Regions from separate parts of the Homo sapiens genome. Here regions 1 and 2 are each linked to region 3. The links are chromatin contacts, found by Hi-C or POLR2A ChIA-PET in ENCODE. All regions are on one chromosome and are shown on one strand. The core of a region is the stretch at or near the end of the contact, and the rest is flanking DNA. Distances in the headings are between cores, read along the strand shown.

Region 1 (4,293 bases), core at 353-2,852, 120 kb after region 3:
CATTTCCTTACTGGGAATGAAATTGACTGTCCCCTGGAAAATCACGGTTAGTGTCAGTCATCAGAAGTCTTGACTGATCCATGTTCCTTTTAGTCTCAGAAACATTGTGCTGTGATCCCAATATGCTTAGTTTTCCGCCAGCAGTTTGAGGCAATTAGCAGACCCAGGGACCAGTCCTAGCCTGTCTACTGATTTTGTGTGTGACCTTGTGACCTCTCTTGACCTCAGCCTCCTCAAATGAAAAATGAATGTTGGACTAAAACAAGCTAGTTTGCTGGGGTCATGAACCCTCTGATTTTGTAATTTCTGAACACTTTTCTTGGAACATGATGCAGAGCTTTCTCGGGTTCTCAGGGTCTTTGCTGATTTGAAAATGAAGAGCCAGCAGTCTAGAGAGCTTATCAGATTGTAATGTTTCACTGGCTCTACATTTGCAACAGAATTGTTTCCAACTGTTATACAAGGGACCTCTGTATTGAGAGAACCTGAGTCACAGGGCATTTATTGTGTTTAGTTATTGGTTAGACCCATGATTGGCCTGTGCTGGACTCAAGCCTTTGTTACAGCTTGTACTACAACAAGATTCCACTCCTTATATCAGGAAACCTTAAAACACTGAGTAGCACATTGCAGAGCTTCCCTTGCTTCTCCAGGCGAATTGCCCTCTCCTGGCAGCTGAAACCCAGAGGCACAAGAGTCTTTTGTGCCTATCATTGGACAACATATCCCCATCCTTGGAGCCACCTGACTAGTTGCTCTACCTTTGCAGATTTCTAGGTGTTTCTCAGGTTTCCTGTAATCTCAGGGTGCCAACTGTGATGCCTCCCCCTCCCCAAGTCTCCCACTGTGCCGCGTATTCTAGACTGGTTCGCGTTGAGCGGAGTGTTCAGCAGTCTCCATGGAGAAGGGCCTGCCTCTCTGAACATAAAGCCCATCTGTGCTTTTGAGACGAGGTGCATTTGCACAGTGCGGTGCTCCATCTTGATTTTTAGTGTGTTCTGTCTGGCCTGTGCCTATCAAGTAAACAGAAGGAACAAACTCCAGCCAGATTCAGAGGTGATTGTCAGCATGTCAGGAATGTTGCTGTGCACAGAAGGTTTCTCAGACTGCATGTGCGCCACACACTCCAGTTTGTACTTATTTAGTTAGAAGGACCTTATTTCAGACTCTTTCCTGAGATAGTTCCATCTTATACAGAGTATCCTGCTCCCTACACCTCCTCATCAGCATCATCTGTACAAGGCCTACGTGGCCAGCAGCTGTGGTACGGACTCCACTTGTGAGAAAGGAAAGTTAGAAGCAGAATATGCCATGACGTGACCGAGATGCTGCTGGGACCCCAGAAGAGCATTCCTCACTGACAGAATGGTCAGAACTGAAGCAAAGTGTTGGTTCTTGCCATGTCTGAGACGAGGTTAACTTAGCGAAGATCATAGGTCACAGAATTTTATATCTGAAAAATACAGTTTTTATCCCAGACAAGTGATATCCCACTTGTCTGATTCATTAGCAGCGAGTCACTAGGCCTAGCCCACATTGAAGGGGAGGAGACTCCACCCGGATATGAATGCAGGGGAGGGTCCCTTGGGGCCATCTCAGAGGTCTGGTGACCACATTTGCTTATCTAGTTAAAGTATCTCACATAAAGATTCACTGGTTGGCTGGGCCCAGCACTCCTGTAATCACAGCACTTTGGGAGGCTGAGGTGGGCAGATCACATGAGAACAGGAGTTCAAGACCAGCCTGGCCAACATGGCAAAACTCCATCTCTACTAAAAATACAAAAATTAGCCAGATGTGGTGGTGCATGTCTGTAATCCCAGCTACTCAGGAAGCTGAGGCACGAGAATCACTTGAACCCAGGAGGTGGAGGTTGCAGTGAGCCAAGATCACACCACTGTGCTCTAGCCTGGGAAACAGCAAGATCCTGTCTAAAAAAAAAAAAAAGGTCAGGGGCGATGGCTCACGCCTGTAATCCCAGCACTTTGGGAAGCCAAGCGAGGCAGGTGGATCATGAGGCCAAGAGATTGAGACTATCCTGGCCAACATGGTGAAACCCCATCTCTACTAAAAATACAAAAATTAGCTGGGCATGGTGGTGCACGCCTGTAGTCCCAGCTACTCAGGAGGCTGAGGCAGGAGAATCATTTGAACCCAGGAGGCAGAGGTTGCAGTGAGCCGAGATCGCGCCACTGCACTCCAGCCTGGTGACAGAGAGATTCCGTCTCAAAAAAGAAAAGATTCACTGACGACTGATAGATGTATTACTTCCTGGAGATTACTACCTGCTCCAGCACTTTTCCTGCTCTTTTCCACTTTTCATTACAGAAGAAAAAGGGCCAAAAATGTGATGCACTTCATTGTCATTTAACAAGTATTTATTAAGAATTTACCTGTGCTGAGCACAGGGATTCAGAGGATGGAATTTAAGAAGTGAGATAGTGCTGTGATGGAGACACACAAGATTCCGTGGGAGTATCTCAGAAAGACATTGTCTCATCCTAGAGGAGATAGTAGTGAGACTGATGCCCAGGGGACCAGCAGGAGCCAATCAGACAGCATGGGGGAGAGTAGTGCTCCCAGCAGAGGGAGTGGCAAGAGAGAGCAGAGTCCCATCAACAGAGTCAAGTGTGGATGGGCCCACACTTTTGCTTTTTTGTCAAAACCACCAAGGAACAGAGTTGGTTGACATCCCTTGCGTGATGTATATCTCATCCAAGATCGGCTCCGGTCTCCAGGCTTCCTGAACCCTTAGCCTCAGGCCTGGCGAAAGCCCATGCATATTGGTGAGCTATCACTTGTGCCTCTGACCCACCCAGGATTGCAAACTGGTATTACCCTACACAAACCAGAATTCACGGAGGGCCCTGACAGCTCTGTCCTGGCTTCATTTTCATCCAGTGTGATCCTAACGCCAAGGGCTGGGGCATAAGACCCATGGAGAAATAACACCTGCCCAGGAGTCGTAGCTTTTCTCTTTCAACTGCTCTGAACAAACACAACTTCTAGAATCTGGTTTTTATCTTCCTCAGAAGGCATGCCCTAGGTAATGATCCCAGGAAGAGGGTCTGATTATTTCCAGGCTGATGGTGGGCAGGAGGTTTCACTTCCAGATACTAGAGCTTTAGACACATGTGGCTGGCCACCCTGCCTACCCCTCTTGTCTCATCCCCCATCATCATTTCAATATCAAAGTATTTGCAAAGGTTCAGTGTCATGCTGTTATGAAGCAGCCTGGATGTTCACCTGGGTCCTATGACTCTGATGTGCGGTCCTCAGGCCATGGTGCCTGGCCCAGATCATGCAGAGGGAGATTCCTGAGTCCTCGCCATATGTTTAATGCTGGCTGGGCCATCTGTCTTACAGTGAAGTGTGTTAGCATTTCAGAGGTCATTCTTTTTTTTTTTTTTTTTTTTTTTTGAGACAGTCTTGCTCTGTCACCCAGGCTGGAGGGCAGTGGCAGGATTTTGGCTCACTGCAAGCTCCACCTCCTGGGTTCAAGCGATTCTCCTGCGTCAGCCTTCTGAGTAGCTGGGATTATAGGCATGCGCCACCATGCCCAGCTAATTTTTGTATGTTTAGTAGAGACAGGGTTTCGCCATGTTGGCCAGGCTGGTCTCAAACTCCTCACCTTAGGTGATGCACCTACCTCGGCCTCCCAAAGTGCTGGGATTACAGGCATGAGCCACCGGGCCCGGCCCATTTTTGTTCTTTAAGTGGATTTAATTTCCATCTTGAGTTCCTACGCTGTCTGAACTGGTCACTTAATCTAGGCATTTCCAGGCAAACTCGAAACCAGCCCTCAGAGATTCTTATCCTGCTTCCTGTGCCCTGAGATTTGCCTATTCTGGACATTTTATATAAATGGGATCATACGATATGTGGTCTTCTGTGACTGGCTTCTGTGACTGGCTTCTTGCACGTAGCATACTGTTTTCTTTCTTTTTTTTTTTTTTTTTTGAGACAGAGTCTCTTTCTGTCATCCAGGCTGGAGTGCAGTGGCGCTATCTCAGCTCACTGCAGCCTCTGCCTCCCAGATTCAAGCAATTCTTCTCCCTTGGCCTCCTGAATTGATGGACATTTGAATTGTTTTTACTTTTTGGCTATGTCGAATAACGCTGCTATGAACATTTGGGTTCAGATTTTTGTGTGGACATGTTTTCATGTCTCATGGATATATACCTAGGAATGGAATTGCTGCCAGTCTGTCCAAAGCAGCTGCACTATTTTACTTTTTTTTGGGTGGGGGAGGTGGGGGTGTGGGGGTGGTATTTGGTCTTTATTCCGTAGATG
Region 2 (4,542 bases), core at 751-3,250, 65 kb before region 3:
TACAAAAATTAGCCAGGCGTGGTGGCGGGCGCCTGTAGTCCCAGCTACTCAGGAGGCTGAGATAGGAGAATTGCTTGAACCCAGGAGGCAGAGGTTGCAGTGAGCCGAGATGGCACCACAGCACTCCAGCCTGGGCGACAGAGTGAGACTCCATCTCAAAAAAAAAAAAAAAAAAAAAAAAAAAAAAAGAAAAGAAAAAGAAACCTGAATAAGCAAAGAATGGAGAGAAAGGGAGAAGTGAGCAGATAGGAAAGTAGACACACTCTTACAATCAGTGTATGCAGGAGATACTGTTGATAACACTTTATTGGGCACCATGCCACATTTCCCTTGATTCACGGAGGCAGTGGCAATTGTATAAAAATGGGATTATACTATTGCTGGTTAATTTTAAGAATAACAACAATATTTCATGCCTGGAGGTGTCCTCCGATTGCATTTGACAAAATATTCTCTCCAGCTATGTAGCGAAATGATTTTTCTCCTCACTTTGAAGTGAGATGTCTTTTGGATGTTCTGACTTTGTTTTCCTGGACATTGAATAGAGTTTGGCAAGCATTGCCTGGCAGGTGTATCTATATTTGTTATTTCATAGGTATTCTAATTAAGGAGATTTTATAATCTCCGTTAGCAACCCTTTGCTACTGTGTACTTTGGTGTGGATTAGTAGTGTTTCATTGATTTGAAGACACTTTTTCATATCTTAATATTTCTGATGTTGAGATATATAGCCAATGATACCTCACAATTGCAGTTGGTTAGGCAGTGGTTATGATGGGCTGTCATTTCCTGCACATGTGTGAACTTGATCATAGCTGATCATTTGTTGTCACTTCAACTGAGTTGTATCCACTTTTGGCACTACATGTGTTGTCATTTAAAATGTCCTCAGAGGCCAGGCACAGTGGCTCACGCCTGTACTCCCAGCACTTTGGGAGGCCGAAGCAGGTGGATTATGGAGTCAAGAGATCGAGACTATCCTGGCCAACATGGTGAAACCCCGTCACTACTAAAAATACAAAAATTAGCTGCGCGTGGTGCGTGCGCCTGTAGTCCCAGCTACTTGGGAGGCTGAGGCCAGAGAATCGCTTGAACCTGGGAGTCAGAGGTTGCAGTGAGCCGAGATCATGCCACTGCACTCCAGCCTGGCAATAGAGGGAGACTCCGTCTCAAAAAAAAAAAAAAAGTTCTCGGAAGAGAGTATACTGTGATTTGGCATTAAAGACAATGTTGTTATAAATGCAGAAAGGTGTGGACAGAATAGAGGGGAATACACTGGATGTTAGTAAAACAAATATTCAGCATTGGAGGAATTCCATATTATTTTGCAAAGCAACAACCAGGTGCTTTTTAGAGCCTTTTTTTTTTTAAGGAGGCTTTATAGAGCCTTTTTAAAAAAGAGGATATCCCCAAATAGATGAAGCTGTATTTTTTTATTACTGAGATATAACCAAAATAATTTATTGTCACACTAAAGCATTGCATCTGAAGGTAGACCAAACTGCCAAGTTCCCCTGAATAGATGAAAGGAATTTCAGTTCATCAAGAGGCTGGTGTGACCAATTCACATGTCACGAAGGATTATGCTTAATTAAGTCATTGAGTTAGTTAAATTGGCTGAGTGCTTTTCTTTCTTAGGGGTAGAAAAAAAAATAATGGTGTGTCTTACAAGTGATCTTATAAGTGCATCTTAGATGGGATGAAATGCAGGGTGTAGAATGGGTTTTATTATGATCAGGTCTCTATAGTAATGAGGCCTGTCTCACTAGCATACTTAGATTGAACAAAATTGTAGAGACCTAGAAGTGAGATTTTATTCTAGTTGGGCCTGTGAAGGAGAGAGTGTCTTACTAAATGAATCCTTACATAGAAATGACAAGTGGCTTCAAGATTGTTTTCTTTTTAGAAAAGGATTTTTGTTAGCAGTACTTGCTGTCCACATGCTCTAGGAAAGCACCCCTTCCCCCCGCTTCCCCACTGATGATTCATGAGCTGAAAGAAGTTCCCCAGCCTGTGGGGTGTGGGGCTGTCGGTCCAGGTCATTCTTGGTGTTCATTGGTGGCACAGTCCAGTGTGCAGTCCCATTCTGGACTTCCAGTGTCCCCTCTGCCTTACTGCTTTATGTATGACTAACTAGTATTCAAGTAAAGCAGAAAAATTCATCACCCAAAAAACGAAGGACCCTGGTCTTCTCGTCACTTTATTCAGTGGCTCAATGGCAGCCTAAGGAAGAGGAGTGTGCTTTCTCAGATGTTGGTTTTATTATTCCTTTTAATCATAAGCAAATTTGAGTTTAAATCATCATTTTGCAATACAGTTCTGTTGATGTCCTTATTTTTCATAAAAAACTCGACTCACTCCTCATTGCCTGCTGGATAAGCTGCTTAGCATGACGTTGTGGCTCTCAGCAGTCGAACCACAGTCTACCTTTTCACCGCCATTCCTGATTGCTCCCGCTCTACCCCATCCCTCTCCTGTTCCTACCCTTAGCATACCATGGGATCTTTTTAGCTGTTGCCACAGGGCCATGGGGTTGCACTGTTTACATCCCCCTCAGTGTTGTGCGAGAGCATCTGTGTCTCCACAGCCTTGCCAGCAGCACATGTTCCCACACTTGAATTTTTGCCAATCTGATGGGTGAGAAATGTTATCTCAGTGTAGTTTTGATTTGCATTTCTCTTGTTTTGAGTAACCTGTTTTGAGTGAGTCAAAGCAGTCAAACTTTTTGTCTTTGTTTATATTCTTAGTTCTCACTGAAATGCCAGTAACCCCTGACTTTCTGTCTCTCCTCCAAAAAAGGCTTCAGATTCCACATCCTAGCAAAAATATGCCTTCTTCTTTGATGTTTTTAATCTTTCATCTTAGGATTGTGTCCTCTTCTCTACTTCCATGACATGTTACCTACAGCTCAGTTATGCCCTGAAGGGAGGGACCTTGCTCTCCTTCAGCTTTCCATCCCCAGTGACTGACAGTGTCTGGAAAACGATCGATACTATTTCCTGGATTAATTGAATGATTTTTTAAACTTTTTTTTTTTTTTTTTTTGGAGACAGAGTCATGCTCTGTCGCCCAGGCTGGAGTGCAGTGGCGCAATCTCGACTCACTGCAACCTCCACCTCCTGAGTTCAAGCAATTCTCCTGCCTCAGCCTCCCGAGTAGCTGGGATTACAGGTGCCCACCACCGCACCTGGCGAATTTTTGTATTTTTAGTGAGATGGGGTTTCACCATGTTGGCCAAGCTGGTTTCAAACTCCTGACCTCAAGTGATCCGCCTGCCTCAGCCTCCCAAAGTGTTGGGATTATAGGTGTGAGCCACCGCACCTGGCCGCCCGTGCTTAATGAAGCATTTTAAGTTAAGTATGACATGAGAAAATTAGTAATTTTGGTTTGAATTCTAATGAAAGCTTAAACTTCATAATGTATTTGCATCCTCGTTTTCACTGATATTATTCCATGATTTTTTCAAAGGAAATAATCTTTGCAATGAGAGAAATATAGTATTTCAGAATATTTGAAGTTTTTCTAATCTTTCCTTTATCCATAACAAATAAAAATATCTCTAAGAAAAAGCAGAGTAACATTATATTATTTTGTCATTATAAATTACTCTTATTTTCAAAGTCCAAAATAAATCTGTGATGTGGGGAAATTCAGTGTGAAAATAATTGAAAGACTGCCCCTTTCAGTTACAACAACTCTGTAACTCTGATTAATGTATGTTTGCCCTTGTCAGATAAAATATCTCTGTAACTATACTCAGAAGTTTGCATAAAAATGTTTTAACCTGAAAACTTTAGAAGTGTCCCTTTCAAGACAGTTAACTAAATGTCATACATCATTTAAATGATAAGGCAATGGGTAAATATTTCTATGTTGCACATTATAGGAGTTTTTGTTGGAAATGATGAAGTTGGAGACTGTAGCAATGATGATCTATAGCTAAATTATTTTATTTTCTCATGTTATTTTATTGATACTGGATTTTTCATTTTTAAGGGGTTACTCCTCTCCCCTTTTAAAAATGGGAAGAGGTAGTCAAGGGTGGAGGAAGGGAAGTGAGAATGGCATGTAGGGTAATAGTTGTCAGTCTAGATTAGAATAACAAAGAGCAACAAACAAACGCTTGTTTCTAAGAAAAAATATGAGACTGCATACAGTGATAAAAGCAGTCTCAGTGTTTTATAGAGGGAGGCATAAATCATGGTGGTTTCGCTCAGTGGATCAGGCAGCTGTTAAAAGGATTAGAAATGAAGAATTTGTACAAAACAAGATGTTTAATAGAACGTTAAGTGAAAAAACAGATGATGTATTCATATCTATTCTGTTCACAAGTATGTAGAAATATATATACATCTGGAGGGAAATAGAGAAAAATGAGAATTGTGGGAATGCATGATTTGCATTTTATTATAGTTCATATTAATATTAAGCTCTTAAAAATAAGGAGAAATGCAAAGAATGTGTTCAACTCAAGAGCAAAAACAAAATAAAAAGATAGGGGACAAAAAGAGCCAACCTGCCTTTCATAAAATTATTTATTGA
Region 3 (4,600 bases), core at 284-2,783:
TGGAAGTGGCCTAAGAATCCACCTTTTGAAAAAGTTCCCTAATACATCTGATCAGTTTACAGAACCACTGCATTAGGAGGACATAAAGAGTTTTAGTTATATGAAAGCAAACTAAAAATTCAACACTAAGTATTAAGAAATGTTCAGAGTGCAATGCAGAGTACAAATACAAACATATGAGTAGCAGTTCTTTTTTTTTTTTTTTTTGGAGACAGAGTCTTGCTCTGTCGCCCAGGCTGGAGTGCACTGGTGTGATCTCAGCTCACTGCAACCTCCGCTTCCCAGGCTCATGCAATTCTCATGCCTCAGCCTCCTGAGTAGCTAGGACTACAAGTGCGTGCCACCATGCCTGGCTAACTTTTTGTATTTTTTGTAGAGATGGGGTTTCGCCGTGTTGGCCTAGCTGGTCTCGAACTCCTGACCTCAAGCAATCTGCCTGCCTTGGCCACCCAAAGTGCTGAGATAACAGGCGTGAGCCACTGCACCCAGCCATGAATAGCAATTCTTAACGCTTGCTAAGATTCTTAATTATTCATTAATTCAGCAAATACTTATTGAGGACCTTCTAGCTACTCTGCAAGGTGCTAACAGTGTTCACATAGTACTTTGTGCATTTGCAAATAGGTTTGAGTGTTTGCAAATAGGTTTGAGTGAGAGTGAAGAAGCCAGTTTTATATAGTTGCAGTAGGCTAACCAGAATTTAGTTCATGAGATCCTTTTAATTGAAGGTTAATGCTGTTGATAGACTTTTCTGATAGGCTCACCAATATTTCCTTTTGTGTGTAGCCAGCAAAATAATAAATTAGTACAAATCGAAGTCTGACTCTTTAGAAAATGTGTGGACTCCAGGCCTGGTGCGGTGGCTCATGTCTGTAATCCCAGCACTTTGGGAGGCCAAGGTGGGTGGATCACCTGAGGTCAGGAGTTCAAGACTAACTTAACCAATATGGTGAAACCCCGTCTCTACTAAAAATACAAAAATTAACTGGGCGTCGTGGTAGGCCCCTGTAATCCCAGCTACTTGGGAGGCTGAGGCAGGAGAATTGCTTGAACCCAGGAGGTAGAGGTTGCAGCGAGCCGAGATTGCACCACTGCACTCTATCCTGGGCGACAGAGCAAGACTCCATCTCAAAAAAAAAAAAAAAAAGACCTCAGTTTGCCTTTCTGTAAAATGGTGTTAATAAAACCTGTCTTAATTGTCTCAGGATTTTTTTAAGATAATGTATGAGAAAGTGCTTTTAAGTGGCTAGAAGGCTATAAACTTTTAAAGTCTTTTCCTTCAAATAAAGTTAATCATGTCACAAAAATGTAAACTCCACAAAGGCTGGACTTTATCTTGTTCTCCGCCGAATTCCTATTACCTGAAATACTGCTTGGTGCGTGGTAGGCACCTAAAATGTATTGAGTGAATGAATTATACCCAACACAATTTATATACACAGGCATCTGACTCCTCCCCACCATTTATGTTTTTGCGTTTTGTTTTGGTTTTGGTTTTCTTTCAGAAAGTAATACAAGTCATGTACCTACAGTTTCCCAAAGCCACCACTAGATGTCAGGCATATTTCTTTGTGTTCCTTTCTGGGGGGTGGTGAGAATATTGAGTAAACAAGGTTTTTCAAATAAATTGCAAGACGTGTATTCAAAACAAAGCCAATTCACGTATCAGCACTCTAGCAACTTCTCTTACTTCCAGGTCTCTGAGAGAAATGAGTTGCTTCTTTTGGCAAAAACATATTTATACCACGTCTACCTCTGGATGCCTCTAACAGGCTTCCTGTGATCCGAATTCAAGCAATTTGCTCTTGCTAATTTTCTAACCACAGAGTTCTTAAGCCTAATCTCTTTAATTAGTGGTTAGTCACCATTGCATTTCAGTTTGTGTAGATTTATTTCTGAGGGGAAGCAAAACTTCACGTGTTGGCTTAGTGTGTCTATTACCCTGAATTCTAGCGAGAAAGAGCCCAGTGTCTTCCGCTGCACACACCTGGGATTCATCTTAATAGGGGTGGGCAAACTATAGCCTGCAGGCTAAGGCCAACCTGTCCCTCATGATCTAACAAGACCTTTACATTTTTAAATGTTTGAAGAGAAATAAGAATATTTTGTAAAGTGAAACTTACATGAAAATCACGTCAGTGTCCGTAAGTAAAGTTTTATTGGGACTGGCCTCAGTGGCTCACCCAGCATTTTGGGAGGCCAAGGGGAGTGGATCACTTGAGTTGGGAGTGGATCACAGGAGTTCAAGACCACCATGGCCAACATAGCGAAACCCCGTCTCTCCTAAAAAAATAAAAATTAGGCGGGTACAGTTGCATGCACCTGTAATCTCAGCTACTCAGGAGGCTGAGGCACGAGGATTGCTTGAGCCTGGGAGGCAGAGGTTGCAGTGAGCCGAGATTGTGCCTTTCCATCCTGGGTGACATAGCAAGACTCTGTCTTAAAAAAAAAAAAAAAAAAAATTATTGGGACACAGCCATACTCACTCATTTTTATGTTGTTTATGGATGCTTTCGAGCTCCAGTGGCAGAATTGAGTCATTAACGACTGAGACCAAATGGCCCTTAGAGCTTATATTATTTACTATCTGGCCCTGAAAAAGTTTGCCAACCCCTGCTCTCAAAGAAGGGTGTCTAAAAACTGCAAATTTAGGGCACTTTGTGCTTCTTTAGACTCTTTTTTCTGAATGATCATCATCTTTGGTTTGATGGCCCAAGTTGTTTTTTCACGCAGCGGTGAAGATAACACCTTTTGCTGAAGGACTCAGATAAAATTTGTTACCTAGAAACCAGACTGCCTCTTACTGACAGAAAGTCTTTTATTTGTTTCTTGCATCCTTTGCATACATAAATATATAGCATGTTTGAACAGCTAAGCCAACCAATTTTCTCCGCACATTGCATCAAAACAGAATTAACCTAGATAATTAAAAAATACTGTTATACTGTTATTTAAATTATACTGTAATTATAAAACTGTAATTACAGTAATACTTTAATGTGGCTCTAATTTGTTCTATTTTAACTGCTCTTCTGTTTAATACTGACTTAGACTCTGTGTATACATTACTTTGATATGAACTTAAAAAATCTGTTCTCTTTGTTGTTTTTTTCCTATACCTCATAAATCTTCTTTTTGAACTTTAGACAATTATGCTTTAAGTATCGGTGCTATCAGTGCTTATGAACTTTTTGGTAAAACACAAATATGCTTGTTTTCTACTTATTCATAACAACTTTAAATATATCAGCAGAATTCACCAGACCAGGAATAATATAAGACCATTTGTAACCCTGTGAAAGAACAAGTCTAACTTCTTGTTTATGTTGTTTAATTATTAAAGCACATTTTTGTGACACTTCTTTTAAAATGATGGATGAGTCTGGAGTTAAAAATGGCTTTTGTGACAAGGGCACTTATGGTGAATTGCCTTGCTGTTTACAGCCATTTTTAATTGTTTTGTTTGTTTGTTTGTTTGAGACGGAGTCTTGCTCTGTCGCCCAGGCTGGAGTACGGTGGCAGAATCTCGGCTCACTGCAACTTCCACCTCCCGGATTCAAACAGTTCTCCTGCCTCAGTCACCCAAGTAGCTGGGTCACACACCACGCCTGGCTAATTTTTGTATGTTTAGTAGAGACGGGGTTTCACCATGTTGTCCGGGCTGGTCTCAAACTCCTGACCTCGTCATCCACCCGCCTCGGTCTCCCAAAGTGCTGGGATTACAGGCGAGAGCCACTGCCCCTAGCCTACAACTTTAATAAGCCAATTTTTTTTTTCTGAAGAGAGTTATTAATTGGTTTTATTGTATTCTCCAATTATCGGGTGTTACAGAATTCATAATATTGATAAGTTAGTCTGGGTTGAAACACTGTCTTCCACAGTATTTATTGAGTGTGTATTGTGAGTTGGGCTTTCTTCTTTTGATGGGAGACTAGAGTCTTATTTGAGGAAACTGACAAGATGATACTTTTTTCTTAGACCTCTAGGTGAATCTGATGTTCCAATTGCTTGAAAGGAGTATCAGATTCATTCTAGGTATCTTGATCTCCTGAGACTGAACCTGTTTGGAAGATTGTAATCTTGAACCATTTCTGACAGGTAAATATGCAGGTTGAGCATCTCAAATCTGAAAATTCAAAATCTGGAATGCTCCAAAATCCGAAACTTTTTGAGTGCCGACGTGACAGTCCAAGGAAATGCTCACTGGTGCATCTCAGACTGTAGATTTTTGGAATTCGCATGGTCAACCAGGGTAAATAGAATGCAAATATTCCAAAATCCAAAATATGAAACACTCTGGTCCCAAGCATTTTGGATAAGGGATTCTCAACTTGTACTTTGATTCCTAGATCATAGCTCATCTGATATTAATTGTCTTGCATTTTGCTGTAATGATTTTTTGGGTTATTTGTTTTTTAGAGACAGGGTCAGCACCATAAGACAGAGTGAGAAAACAAAAGTAAAAAAAAAAAAAAAAAAAAGTAGAAACAGGGTCTTGATCTGTCACCGAGGCTAAAGTTCAGTGACATGATCACAGCTCATTGTAACCTCAAAACTCCTGGGCTCAAGAGATCCTCCTGTCTCAGCCTCCCAAGTAGCT

The links. Hi-C counts contacts between places; a loop is a spot of excess contacts on that map. ChIA-PET counts read pairs that join two places held with the same protein, here RNA polymerase II (POLR2A). Pooled maps may share reads with other maps.
Region 1: a loop to region 3 is called in a map of naive thymus-derived CD4-positive, alpha-beta T cell, with 2.6 times the contacts of the local background. The contact joins two enhancer-like sites. A Hi-C loop is called at or near these places in 5 of 168 maps with a recorded cell type or tissue (OCI-LY7, heart right ventricle, naive thymus-derived CD4-positive, alpha-beta T cell and 1 more), 22 of 37 single-sample maps with no recorded cell type and 10 of 50 pooled maps. POLR2A ChIA-PET finds 5 or more read pairs at or near these places in 7 of 52 experiments (GM12878, Panc1, activated B cell and 4 more).
Region 2: a map of dorsolateral prefrontal cortex shows a loop between it and region 3 (2.0-fold over the local background). The contact joins two enhancer-like sites. A Hi-C loop is called at or near these places in 1 of 168 maps with a recorded cell type or tissue (dorsolateral prefrontal cortex) and 7 of 50 pooled maps. POLR2A ChIA-PET finds 5 or more read pairs at or near these places in 4 of 52 experiments (CD4-positive, alpha-beta T cell, CD8-positive, alpha-beta memory T cell, OCI-LY7 and 1 more).

The regions. Positions count from the first base shown.
Region 1 is chr2:25,397,005-25,401,297 of GRCh38, reverse strand. All of the region lies in intron 16 of DTNB (dystrobrevin beta), which reads left to right. Among named protein-coding and RNA genes, the nearest start is that of DTNB-AS1, 22 kb to the left of the region's middle. Within about 2 kb of position 1,602, at least 5 of the 41 ENCODE cell types and tissues checked have a DNase peak (open chromatin) inside an H3K27ac peak, as active enhancers do; they include OCI-LY7, where a contact is called at or near this core.
Region 2 is chr2:25,585,014-25,589,555 of GRCh38, reverse strand. All of the region lies in intron 6 of DTNB (dystrobrevin beta), which reads left to right. Among named protein-coding and RNA genes, the nearest start is that of DTNB, 86 kb to the left of the region's middle. Within about 2 kb of position 2,000, at least 3 of the 41 ENCODE cell types and tissues checked have a DNase peak (open chromatin) inside an H3K27ac peak, as active enhancers do.
Region 3 is chr2:25,519,249-25,523,848 of GRCh38, reverse strand. All of the region lies in intron 9 of DTNB (dystrobrevin beta), which reads left to right. Among named protein-coding and RNA genes, the nearest start is that of DTNB-AS1, 100 kb to the right of the region's middle. RefSeq lists an enhancer at 1,442-1,491. Within about 2 kb of position 1,533, at least 3 of the 41 ENCODE cell types and tissues checked have a DNase peak (open chromatin) inside an H3K27ac peak, as active enhancers do; they include OCI-LY7, where a contact is called at or near this core.